Linked DNA regions of Homo sapiens: region 1 is linked to region 2. The links are chromatin contacts, found by Hi-C or POLR2A ChIA-PET in ENCODE. All regions are on one chromosome and are shown on one strand. The core of a region is the stretch at or near the end of the contact, and the rest is flanking DNA. Distances in the headings are between cores, read along the strand shown. Region 1 overlaps VAV3 (vav guanine nucleotide exchange factor 3). Region 2 holds the start of SLC25A24 (solute carrier family 25 member 24).

Region 1 (6,424 bases), core at 198-2,697, 260 kb after region 2:
ATTTTATGATGCTTCAAAGCAAGGAGGCAAAGATAAAATGATTTCATTTTTCTATTTTCAGCTTTTTTGAGTTGAGGGTTGCTGGCCTATGAACTTGATCACAAGAGCCTTATTTATTTGGAAAAATGTATTCTAAATTCTAAGGACTAGACATGTTAGTGTACTACATTCTAAAATTTTTCTTAAATTGGGGCCTACCTATAGTGTATAGATATTAATGCAGTCATTATATTGTGTTAATAATTGGGACTACAAGCCTTAACCAGAGTCTTAGAATTTTATGAATTTTAATTTATAATTTTATTTTAAGGGTGCCACTAGAAACCTTGTGATTAACTTTAAGGGCTTTTTGGCTGTAATGACTGTAATTAGGATAATTATGCATACTTTCTTTAGCATTGTGTCAACATGATAGTGAGGGCATAAACAGCCAAGAAGCAGTTATAGGTATTCCCTGCTCATTTTGCATTCATCACACATTCATTGAATGTTTTGTACTTATCTCAAATAGTAGAGGATACCAATGGTGTAAGTTTAAGAATTACATGGTTCTTGTCCTCCAGAAACCATGGAGTCCAGCAGGAAGGAAATGACATACTGGTATTTGGCAGGCAGAGATGGAAGTTTGGTTTGAAGAAAACCTTTTGTGCTGATGTTACAGCTGCTGCAGTCACTAGCCACATTCATTGTGCAAAGGCTGGAGGATTCCACAGTCAGCATGGAAGGGACCAATTAGTCATGCGTGGGTTTCATCCTTGCCTCTATAAGAAGTAACATCTCAATAGTCATGGTGGTGTTTTGAATTTAAATAATCACACATTATTTCTTGGTATGTTTTTCAGATCGCCAAATATTGTGGTTTTGTGTCACATGTGCATTATTTGTTAAAACAGGATTATGGTGTGAATGATGGAGCTGTTTTTTTGGGGTGGCGGTGGAGGGTGTTATGTTTAGACTGTCACTCTTGCTAGGCATCCTTTGCCTGACTGTGTGTAAGGTGTGGCAATCTCAGTAGTCACATTGGCCCTCCCATTTCCCGTAGTCTTTGGAAATCTGACCGGCAGCATTGAGAAGTAAGTAAAAGGGGTGCCCTCTCAGATGTCCCTTCCTTTTAAGGAATGATGTGTATCAAATCACAAGATCGGTCGGGGAAGGAGCAGCGTGACACAGGTGTATCTTTTCTGTGGTTTGCGATGAGGCATAAGTGCATAAATTCCAACCAGGAAAGGAAGTGCAGGGAATTCTACTCTCAGGACATCCTTATGGTCCTGACAACTTCTTTGGCAATGTCAGCAGCCCTTGGCATTTTGTCATGCATTCTTCTCCAACTTGAAATTCAGGCTTAGTGCATGCAGTATGCCACAGTCAGGCTTGTGGCTACTCCAGGAGGGGAGCTGTGACTCATTCTTGAGTCACTTGGCCAGCTTTGGTTTCAATTAAGCAAATGAATGAAAACAATTAAAAACAGAAGTTGCCGACTAAGGCTAATAAAAGGGCAGCAGTAATTTTTGTCTACTGTCACTGTTGTTTCTCTAGATTGTCATATCTTTAAAAACTCGGTAAGACAAATCTGTTAGTGTTTGATTTTAGATTTCTTGTTTATAATCTAAAAATCAGACCCAGAATCTGATTTACCTTTTTGGTTCTAATCTAGTTATATTGTAATTCTAACACTATGCACAACTAATTTATATATTAAATATAGAATTTTTCATTGGCTAAATGCACTTTCCTCAAATTTGTAAGAGGTTTTCCACTATTCAAAAGTGTTACATGTTGCATTAAGTCATTGTTGATTATTCAAATTATTTTCAGATTTATTTTCCAAGTACTAAAAAAAATTGTGGGTGTATTTTCAGGATGTTTTATCTATCAATTCATATTTTTGAGCCCCTCCTCTCCCTTCTCAATTCACATTTTAAAAATTATTAGTTCATCAAATCTAGGAACTGTAATAATGTCCTACGTTTACTTTTCTCCCCAAATCATAAAATTTCAGTAAAGTTTCCAAAAGGGGCATAAATGTGTCCTCATCTCTCACACACTGAAAAGCAAAATTCTTCAACTGATGGGGTATTTTCACCTCTTTGATGTCTGTGTGCCTCTGTCATCGGTGTAGTTCAGAGCCTTATCTCCCTTCCATTAGACCATCACCTGATATACCATGGTTTCTTTCATCTCCTTGTCATTGTAATAGGAACACCTTTCCCTTTGCTGGTTAACTCCTATTTCTCTGCAAAATACAGCATAGGTAATGGCCTTGGTTGGCCTGTCTGTTTTTGGTGCCTCTCCTGTGTGCCTCCCTAGCACTTCCCCTTTGTCATGGTGCACACCACTGCACCCTATTGTCCCTTTGCCTCTGCCTACCTTGCTGTGAACTTATTCAGGTCACGGATGGTTTCTTACTCATTTCTGTAACTGCAATGAGTAAGTGAGTGAATGAAATGTTCATCCTCATTCTGATGGGGAAACTTATTTCTAATTTTAGGGACTGAGGACCAAATTTGTGTATTTGTCAGACCTGGCTTTTCATTTTCTCCAACCACTGAACATTTCAGTGCTCGTAACACTGTAGGAGAGAGTAGACCCTGTGGTCTCTGTGCAGTAGGTGCTGCTGCTCCTTTCTTCCTGGAGAATTATATATTTACTTCTTTGATATACCTTATCACTGTGAATTTTATTTGCTGACTGGCAGTGTAAACTCTGGCTTTCTAGAGGTTTATCTTAGGAAGAACTCAATATTTATTCACTTGAATGAAATCAAATAACATTTGGCTTAATTGCTTTAAAATGAAGGAATAATTAGAAGCAACTGCTTTGCTTTGGAGAACTGTAGGAAACTGTAATCTTACAGCTGTAATTGCCCCCAAATGGAGAAGACCTTAGGAATTTATGTTGAAAGTAGAACACTGCCAATTGTTCTCATTGGCAAATTGGCTGATATGAATGTTTGCCAACCGGAAACTTGCCCCATCAGTTCGCGTAATCTGTGGGAGGTGAATATATTTTATGAAGAAAAGTGATAGAGGGAAATTAGAGGCTATTGTTACTAGTGTGTGATGGGTTCATGTACTACCAACTCTTCTCCTCAAAGCTGCAGATAGCCTGGTCGTGCAAGAATTTGTTTCTTGTAGCACGTCTCCTCTCATTTGCCTCGCTGTGCCGCTATATTTTGTTTAGCATGTGCTTTTCTCTTAATAACAACACAGTGATTCACAAAATTCCCCAGAGTGTGTGTTCAGTCTGAAATTTTCTGAATGTGATATTTGAAAATGCTAAATACAGCATATAATTAAAATTTCAGTGGTTAAGTTTTCATCATAACTTATTTTTGGAACTAAGAGTTTCCTTTTCGAGACTTTTGATGTGTAAGAAGGGTACAGTTTTTAACAGAGCTACCTGTGTTTGTTAGAACTATACTTTTTTGGTTAGAACTATACTTTTCATAGGAGCCGTTCCTCCTGGAGACACATCTTTGTCTGAAATATTTAGGAATTCTTAAGTAATTGTTGCTAATACTCATCTTAGTTAAATGGCTTAAAAAACAATTCCACATATGAAGGATGCACACACACATACACATAGCCTGTTTTGTTCTGTTTCTGTTTTCACAGGAAGAAAAAGAGTGGCAAAATATATCTTCTGCTCTGTTCTAAGGGTTTTGGTCCAGATCACAAGTCTCAGGATTCTTAGCAGCAGAAGAGTTTATGATTCTAAGTAGAGGTGCATCTGTTTCTTGTTGTAATATTAATAGATGACATCCAGGAAAGTCTTGGGTTTTGCAATATTTTCATCTAGCCATTTCACAGAATAGAGAATTTATCCTTATTCTAAAGGATATAATTATTTAAAGAATAAACCATAGAGTTCTTATAATTCCAAGATAATAAGAATAGAAGGCACTTTTGAAATTTCCTTGAATAAATCCTAATTTCTTGGATTAGAATTAAACAGCTTTTTGAGTATGGTCACTGATAATGTCAGAAACTGTTTTGCATTCAACAAAGCTGGCCAGAGACCAGTGGTAGTGCTTTCATCTTTTGGTCTGATCACTATTGTGAGCCAAGCTCCTGCTAAGGGCCAAAGAAGAAACTGTAACTTCTGTACTCCTCTTATGACTGTGGAAACATTGCTTTACCTACAGATAGCATGCTTTTTAAAATCGCAATTTTCAAGTAATGAGATTTAATTTTTTTTTTTTTTTTTTTGAGAAGGGTCTCATTTTGTTGCCCTGGCTGGCATGGAGTGGTGCAATCATGGCTCACTGAAGCCTTGAATTCCTGGGCTCAAGCCATCCTCCCACCTCAGCCTCCTGAGGAGCTGGAACTACTGGGTGTGTGTCATCATACTCAGCTAATTTTTAAATTTTTTTGTAGAGATGGGGTCTCAGTGCATTCCCCAGGCTGGTCTCTTAACTCCTGGGCTCAAGTAATCCTACTGCCTTGGCCTCCCAAAGTGCTGGGGAGATTCAATTTTCATATGTCAATTAAATTTACAGAATTTGCAAATCCAATTGCAGGAAATGGGTAGATGAGCTTTAACTTTTTTTCTCCTTCTAATTGCTAACCTTGAAGTGAGCTAATTAATGTAGATGGACTCTGAGGACATTTATATTCAGAATTTGAAATGGTCAGATTTTCAAGAGCAATGAGTCTAAGATATCCTTTGCTTATAAAGGGTAGAGGAGGACCAAATAGTTTCTGGAGAAAGGTTATCTTTTGTACTGGAAAAAAAAAAACACAAAAAAACCACCACACCACCACCAACCAAATTAAACCTAAACCTCTGGCAAATATGAGTATTGTAAGCAAAACAAGACAATAAAATAACCACAAAACTGAATAATTTAGAAAGAAAATATTTACACTGTACTGTCATTTAGGCCTCGGAATAGTAAGAGGTTTTTAATATATTCACACACGTTTCATTATTTGGCATAAATTTCTTATACATAGGCATATTTATTGGGGAGATATATTCCTTAACATTGGGATATGTATTAGTTTCCTATTGCTGCTGTAACAAATTATGACAAATTTAGTGGCTGATAATAACCCAAATTCAGTATTTTAACAGCTCTGGAGGCCAAAGGTTCAAAATCAGTTTCACTGGGCTAAAGTCAAGATGTTGGCAGAACTAGTTTTTTTAAGAGGCTTCAAGGAGGAAATTAATTTTCTTGCTTTCTTCAACTTCCAGAGGCCACCTGGATTCTTTGCCCTGTGGCCCCTTCTTTATCCTTCAAATCACATCACTGTAATGTCTGTTTCCATCACAACATTGCTTTCTCCTGTTCTGTGGTCAAATCTTACTCTGCCTCCTTTTTATAAAGACAGTTGTGATTATATTTAGGACTCACCCAGGTAATCCAGTATAACCTCCCTATCTCGAGATCTTTAATTATGTCTGCAAAATCCCTTTTACCATAATAAAGTATTATTCATTGGTTCCAGGGTTTGGGATGAGGACATCTTTGGAGGCTATTATTCAGCCTACCAGCATACTTACAGGTCCTTGCAGCATAGACCCTATGGAGCTGTGTTCTGTAAATCATACTGCATAGTTATTGCTTTGTTCCCATCAAATCACCTGAAGTCTCACATGTTTCTGCATAGTCTCTTTCAGGTTTTGTTCATGCAAACTAATGTCACTCACTCCTGGGCAGAGGACTTCTGCCAGTTTCTCCATGACTGCTACATAAATCACTGAATTATAGTCTCTTCAGCTACCACTTCTAAGGTGTCATTCACCTTGAACTCCTGAGAAGTATGTCTTAATGCCCGCTCTTGAACTTGTGTGGCATCTCTCGTGCTGTGATTTGGGTACCTTTTGTTAGCTGTTGTGATGAATTAACATTATTACCAGCACATAAAGTAACATCAGATAAAGTAAATGAACCAATTGACATGCCACTGAAGCCGGGGAAAACACAAGTGTGGGCACCAGGAATGCCCAGTGCAGTGTGCCAGGCTGGCTCTTGTTGCCTGTATGGGTGTGAGAGCTATCGTTGTGCTATGCTGGTTGGCCATAAGAAAAACATTTATTAGCTGTACTGTTAAGAATGTAATAGATTTCTATATTTTTTCATATAGAACTGTTCTCAGATTAGTTTCATAAGGACCATGCTTAATGTTCAAAGCACAAATTTGAAATAAAATGGTGAGGTATTGAATTACTGAGAGTTAGTCCCTTTGCTAAACCCCCAAATCTGTGGTTTGGAATTAGGGCTGCTTCCATAGTGTAATGCTAGTTGTTGTTACTCTCAGCATGAGCTGACTGTTAATAATGGCTGTGTAATTTTGAGCAGACCACTTAAGTTCTCTGGTCTTCATTTTCTTTATTTGTTAAGTAAGGAATAATTTGACTACAATTCTTTATGACAATATTTCAATCACGTGTTTTAATATCCATGGATAATCTAAAATAT
Region 2 (6,067 bases), core at 1-2,500:
GGTTTTCAAGGACAGAGAAAATTTGAAGTTTGAAGGCAGTTCCAAAGGAAGGCAATGATTCTTAATAAGACTGGAAGTTGGAAGTAATATAAAAAGATAAATCAGTTTCAAGATGATTTTACTAAGCAGGCAGCCCTTAATTTACAAATTCTAGATTCATACATATCTTAAACATACAAAATGATATGAGGAGAGGTAAGTTCAGGGTCTGAGTTCCTGGCTGTTGTTGGAACTGATTTCTGTGTAGTGATTCAGAAGATGTGAGACACCCTAATTTACAAGTACAGAGGTATCTTCTTTTCTGCAAACAGCAGTACAACAATAGTTCCTCTTACGCAGCTGTGAATGAACAGGATTATTACAATTAATGATATCTCATTTGATTGGCGCCTTAGAGAATTAAGACCTTTCACACCTAATATACAACTTTGTTGTGAAGGCAGATATTTATATTCTCATTTTACTGATGAGAGACTACCCGGAGACGCTATGTCACACCTGAAGGATTAGGTACTTTCTCTGTTAAGTCCAATGTTCCTTCCGTTATTCCATGCTAGGCAGTAATAAGTTCTGTCTTGCCTGAGTAATAAGCTCCAAACCTCGGAACTGCACCCATCTTGAGAAGGAGGAGGGCGCTGTGGTTTTTTCTGATAAGTGCAGCTGGCAGACACTCTATACGCTTAATCACGGGCAAATCCTAGCTAAGCTGCCTACCAAACTAGTCCTTCTTTTCCCCGTTGCCCACGCAGATGGCTGTTGATCTTTTCTGCAACAAATCCAGGAGTTTCTCCTTTTTGTTTTATAATTGCTCCAATAGATGCTTTAGGATTTAACTCTCTGCTTTTTAAAGCAGAATCGCCATCCCAGGTGTGCAACCACGAAAAAATTAGACATCCGTGAGAGACAATGCCCTCCATGGCCCAGTTTCCAGGCAGAGAGAAGCAGCTCTGGGCTGACCGCCAAGGCTCCGGCCCGAGAGGGTCTTTAAGTGGAGTAACCAGTCTTCAAGACCCCGCTCCCAAGCCACCGACGCGCTGACGCTGCAGCCCTGGACCTGCTGGGGGCCTCTTCCTCGGACCCGCATGCTGACAGCGGGACTGGCAACTGGGCAGAGGTCGACCCCGGGTCCGCACAGCACCTCCCGAGACCCAGCTCCCAGCTCCCTCACTTCCGGCTCTCTGGAGGCGGGCCCGGCCAGTGCCGCCGAGGCCAGCGCGGCGAGCTCCTCCCCAGCAGCGGCGGGACGGCCACACCCTGCGCTCCGCGCGGGCTCGGGTGGGGTCTCCGCTCCTGCGCCCTGCGCCCTGCGCGCCGCAGCCGCAACCCCGACGGCGCCCCAAACGCTGTTGCGCCGCGCGCCCCGCCCAGCCCGGCCTCGCGCTGGTCCCGGTCTCGCCCCGCAGCCCTCGATCTCCCGTGACTTCCTCGGCCAGGCCGCCTGCGCCTCTGGGACCATGTTGCGCTGGCTGCGGGACTTCGTGCTGCCCACCGCGGCCTGCCAGGACGCGGAGCAGCCGACGCGCTACGAGACCCTCTTCCAGGCACTGGACCGCAATGGGGACGGAGTGGTGGACATCGGCGAGCTGCAGGAGGGGCTCAGGAACCTGGGCATCCCTCTGGGCCAGGACGCCGAGGAGGTGGGTCGCCGCCGGGGCGCCGCCTGAGCGTAGGGAGGGCTGCGGGCGCTGGGGACACTGCGAGGACCGAGGAGGGCGGCGGCTTGAGGCGTTGCCAGGAGAGGAAGGAGGAACTGTGGCGCCCAGCGCTCCGGTGGCTTCAGAAACTCGGGCGTGGGGCCGCGACCGGCGACCCCGGTAACAGAAGTGGGTCATAATACGAAAGTCTACTGGTATTTGTCCAGATAAAATGAGTGTTGTGGACACTCTGGCCCACGGGCACTGTTAAATTTTTAAGACACTTTTGTCCTGAATCCATCCCAGGTTCTTTGTTTTCTGTTTTAATACCTTGCAGACATGTAATCCGTTTTAGCTGTCAGACTTCAGTGGGTCCCAAGTTTTGTATAAAGGCGCACACATTCGATCTCTTTCGAAGCTGCTTTGTTACAGCAGCTATGTGTATTGTCTACTGTTTGAAAACTGTTTGAAAACCAATCGCGTGTTTCCCCCACTTCCTGTTGAGAAGGAATGGCGGCATTCCATTGTTTAAGACATTCCTAGGTTAATGCCCTAGGTACATAAATTGATCTGAAGGGTTGACTTGACCTGCGACTGAGCAATTTCATTTTCTCTGAGTCATCTTAACTGTGCCCCTGAACTTCTGCCCCTTTAGTAGGGTGGAGATATGTGGAACTTCTCCAACCCTGTTGAAGCGTTCCCTGACACTGGCATTCTCTTATCCAAAGAGGGAAAGTGATTAGGTTACTATGAGGGCCAACAACTGTTATATAGTTATATTTCACTTCTCTTTTAATGTCTTTGGTAGTTATAGGCCTCTTCAGTTTACTGTTTCTTCTAGAGTCAGATTTAGTAAGTTACAATTTTTTTTGAAACTGCCTGTTCTGTCCAAGGTTCATAATACTCACCGATGATTTTATAACACTTCTGACTGAATCTGTAGGTAGGTTCTCTATTTCATTCCTCATATCTATCCTTTTCTCCCCTTCAATCTTGCCAAAGTTTTGTGTATTTTATTCATACTTTGAAGGAACCAACTTTTGGTACTTTGTGCTGATTGTCCCAGAAATGGCCCAGTTGGAGTTCCCCACCATGTCCAATCATTGGCTGGAAGCAGCCCAGGAAAGGGACGACCTTGCTGCAGTGCATCAGCAGATGCCAGGGTTAGAGGCTAGAGAGTGGAAGTCAACTGTGTTCCTCACAGTAGGTGCCTTTGAAGGGAGATCTCAGTGGTACAACTCCATGGTCCCTACAATATACAAAAGCTCTTTGGAGTGCTCAATGATTTTTAAGATTGTAAAGGGATCCTGAGATCAAAAAGCTTGAGAATTGCTGCTGTATCACCATTTTTACGTAACTGCATCATATTCTGTTATATGTTTGTGTCATAGTATATGTTACCAATTCTTTTTAAATCACCTTTTACTTTATTGATAGTTTAAAAACGATTGTAAGTGAAATTGCAATGGATGTCCTTTGTATTCATTTTCTCATTCTGGTCCAGTTACTTTCGTAAGATAAATTTTGAGGAGTGGACATTGCTGAGTCTGAAGGTAACACACATTTTAAACTGGGATACGTATTGCCTTTCGGAAACCTTAGACCCATTTTCACTCTTTTGACTGACAGTGCTTGCTTCTCCACATCCTCGCTCATTCAGGGTATCAGTCTTTGTAAAGTCTCCTATTCTGCAGGTGAAATTCCTTTTCATTTCCTGTCTTAGTCCATTTAGTGTTGCTATAGTGGAATATCTGAGACAGGGTAATTTATAAAGAAAAGACATTTATTTAGCTCACAGTTCCGCAGGCTGGGAAGTTTAAGAAGCGTGGTGCTGGCATCTGCTGGACTCCTGGGGAGGGCTTTCCTGCTGTGTCACAACATGGTGGAAAGTCAAAGTGGAAGTGGACATGTGTGAAGAAGCAAAATCCGAGGGGTGTCCTGGCTTTATAGCAACCCAGCCTCGAGGGAACTGATCCATTACTGAGGGAACTAATTCAGTCTCATGAGAGAGAGAACTCACTCACTACTGCAAGAATGACACCAAGCCATTCATGAGGGATCTGCCTCCGTAACCCTGACACCTCCTGCTAGGTCCCTCCTCCCAACACGGCCACATCAGGGATCAGACTTCAACATGAGTTTTTGTGGGGACAAACAAAACGTAGCACTTGCTTTGCCTTTTGGTTCTATTCACATCCTCCACAGGATTGCATTATGCCTACCCATTTGGTGAGGGCAGTCTTCTTTAATTGGTTTACTGATTCAAATGCTACCCTCCTCCAGAGACATCCTCACAGACACACCCAGAAATCATGTTTTACCAGTTATCTGGGCATCCCTTAGTCCAGACGAGTTGATACATAAAATTAACCATCACACATGGGATAGAATTAGGATTACACAGTCAACCTTTATGGGAGAAAATTTCAGAGGCATGTCAGGGGTTTATGTAATGTCAAGGAGTGAGGACATTGGCTACTTGAGCATAGAAATGAGAACTGTGGGGTGACTCTTCGGTGGAAAGTTTCAAGGTAGTAGTTTGTATCTAAGCCAAATACTCAGCTTGAAGCAAAATCTCTATAAATTTTCATCTGATTTGATCTCATCTCCGTGTTTCCAAGCATTTGTAATGAATTGAGCATTTAGAAGAGAACAAATTTCTGTTTAAGTTTCTTTAGATTTTAGATGGAAAGAATGTAGAAATAAGAGTAGAATGTAGAAATAGGTATAAGGAATATAATAGCTAACCATTACTAAGTGTTCCAGAATTATCCAGGGAAGAGAAAAGAATTCAAGGCAAGTCCTGAGACAAAATTAAGAACCAATTGGAAGTGAAAGCGCTACATTTTTTTTTCTGGTATGACCTTTCTTTTCTGTATGTTCCAAATCTCCTCACTATGAAATTAGTGAAAAATTAAAGTTAAAAATTAGAGAAAATTCACATTAAGTTCTCCTAGGACTCAGTAGTATAAGGGTATAGACTGAGAGTAGAATGTAGTGTGAGAACAAGGAGATACAGTATTTAACCATTACTAATTCTCTTATACTTGTCTAGTAATCCTATTTCCTTTTAAAAGTCTTCAGTTATTTTCTCTTTACGCACCTCCTTCTCCCTCTTGTCTTCCTCCTTCTACCCCCATCTTCTTTCTTCCTGTGGAGCCTTCATGAATGGGATTAGTGCTTGTATAAAAGTGACCTGGAAGACCTTCCTTGCCCCTTCCACCATGTGAGGACACAGTGAGAAAACAGTGGTCCATGGAACCGGAAAGTGGGTCCTCACTAGACAGTAAATCTCCTAGCACTTCGATCTAGGACTTCCAGTGTCTGGAACTGCAAGAAATCAATGCTTATTTTTTAAGTAAGCCAATAGTATTTTTGTCATAGCAGCCCAGTTGGACTAGGACAATTATCAAGAGCAAGAAGGGAAGCAGCAAGCTACAAGAGAGTTCCGTCCTTGGTGTAAATTGACCGTGTAATCCTTGTCAAGTTTGAGCCTTACTGGAGCTTTACTTTCTTATTCTTAAAATGCAGATATCTTGCCTGCATCCTGGACAGAGCTTTTAACAAGGTCATATGTTGCAGAATATGAAAGTTCATGTTAAAAAACCCTTTAAAATGTGGTATCCCATTTACTAGCTGGTGAACTTCTTGAGGAACCTCTGTGCCCATGGGTATGAAGTGTATGCTGAATGATCACCCAATGTTAGAGGAGTGGGTGGACTGGTAACCTGATTTAAGGGCCATTCTAACTCTTACATTCTATGATTTTTTTAATTCTGTCTTTAAGTTTTTACATTTACAATCACAGAAAAAATAGTCACATAGAAGAATAGTAGCTTAGCAAATGTTTATTGCATTGAGTGGAATCAGGATTTCACTCCATTAAGTAATTCCTCTGTTAACAAAGAGGGTTCATTTCATTTTTATTTCATTAATATTGCTTTTTTTTTTTTTTTCTGGAGACAGAATCTTGCTCTATCACCAAGGCTGGAGTGCAGTGGTGCGATCTCGGCTCACTGCAGCCTCTGCTTCCTGGATTCAAGCGATTCTTGTGCCTCAGCCTCCCAAGCAGCTGAGATTACAGGCACATGCCACCACACCTGGTTAACTTTTGTATTTTCTAGTAGAGATGGGATTTTGCCATTTTGGTCAGGCTGGTCTTGAATTCCTGGCCTCTAGTGATCTGCCTGCCTCTGCCTCTGAAAGTGCTAAGATTACAGGCATGAGCTACCATGGCCAGCCCATTTCCTTAATATTTTAATTGTCAGACATGTTATGGTTTCTGGCACAATATTAAGAAGACATGATATGAAATCACAGGGTGAATTTTAGGGCATCACAACAGAAAGATTATGGTATAAGAAAAACAATGGAATTCCAACTACATTTCTGTCAAATGTTCTAAAATATATAAAATCTGTATCTTTTGTGTT

Evidence for each region. Hi-C counts contacts between places; a loop is a spot of excess contacts on that map. ChIA-PET counts read pairs that join two places held with the same protein, here RNA polymerase II (POLR2A). Pooled maps may share reads with other maps.
Region 1: a map of PC-3 shows a loop between it and region 2 (19-fold over the local background). The contact joins the enhancer-like site here to the promoter of SLC25A24 in region 2. A Hi-C loop is called at or near these places in 1 of 168 maps with a recorded cell type or tissue (PC-3) and 9 of 50 pooled maps. POLR2A ChIA-PET finds 5 or more read pairs at or near these places in 1 of 52 experiments (MCF 10A).

What each region holds. Positions count from the first base shown.
Region 1 is chr1:107,931,599-107,938,022 of GRCh38, reverse strand. All of the region lies in intron 1 of VAV3 (vav guanine nucleotide exchange factor 3), which reads left to right. Among named protein-coding and RNA genes, the nearest start is that of VAV3-AS1, 30 kb to the left of the region's middle. RefSeq lists an enhancer at 1,211-1,747. Within about 2 kb of position 1,447, at least 15 of the 41 ENCODE cell types and tissues checked have a DNase peak (open chromatin) inside an H3K27ac peak, as active enhancers do; they include PC-3, where a contact is called at or near this core.
Region 2 is chr1:108,195,526-108,201,592 of GRCh38, reverse strand. It overlaps SLC25A24 (solute carrier family 25 member 24), which reads left to right and starts at 1,250. Exons shown (of 10, transcript NM_013386.5): 1 at 1,250-1,637. The coding sequence starts at 1,455. RefSeq lists an enhancer at 1,032-1,326 and a silencer at 1,127-1,466.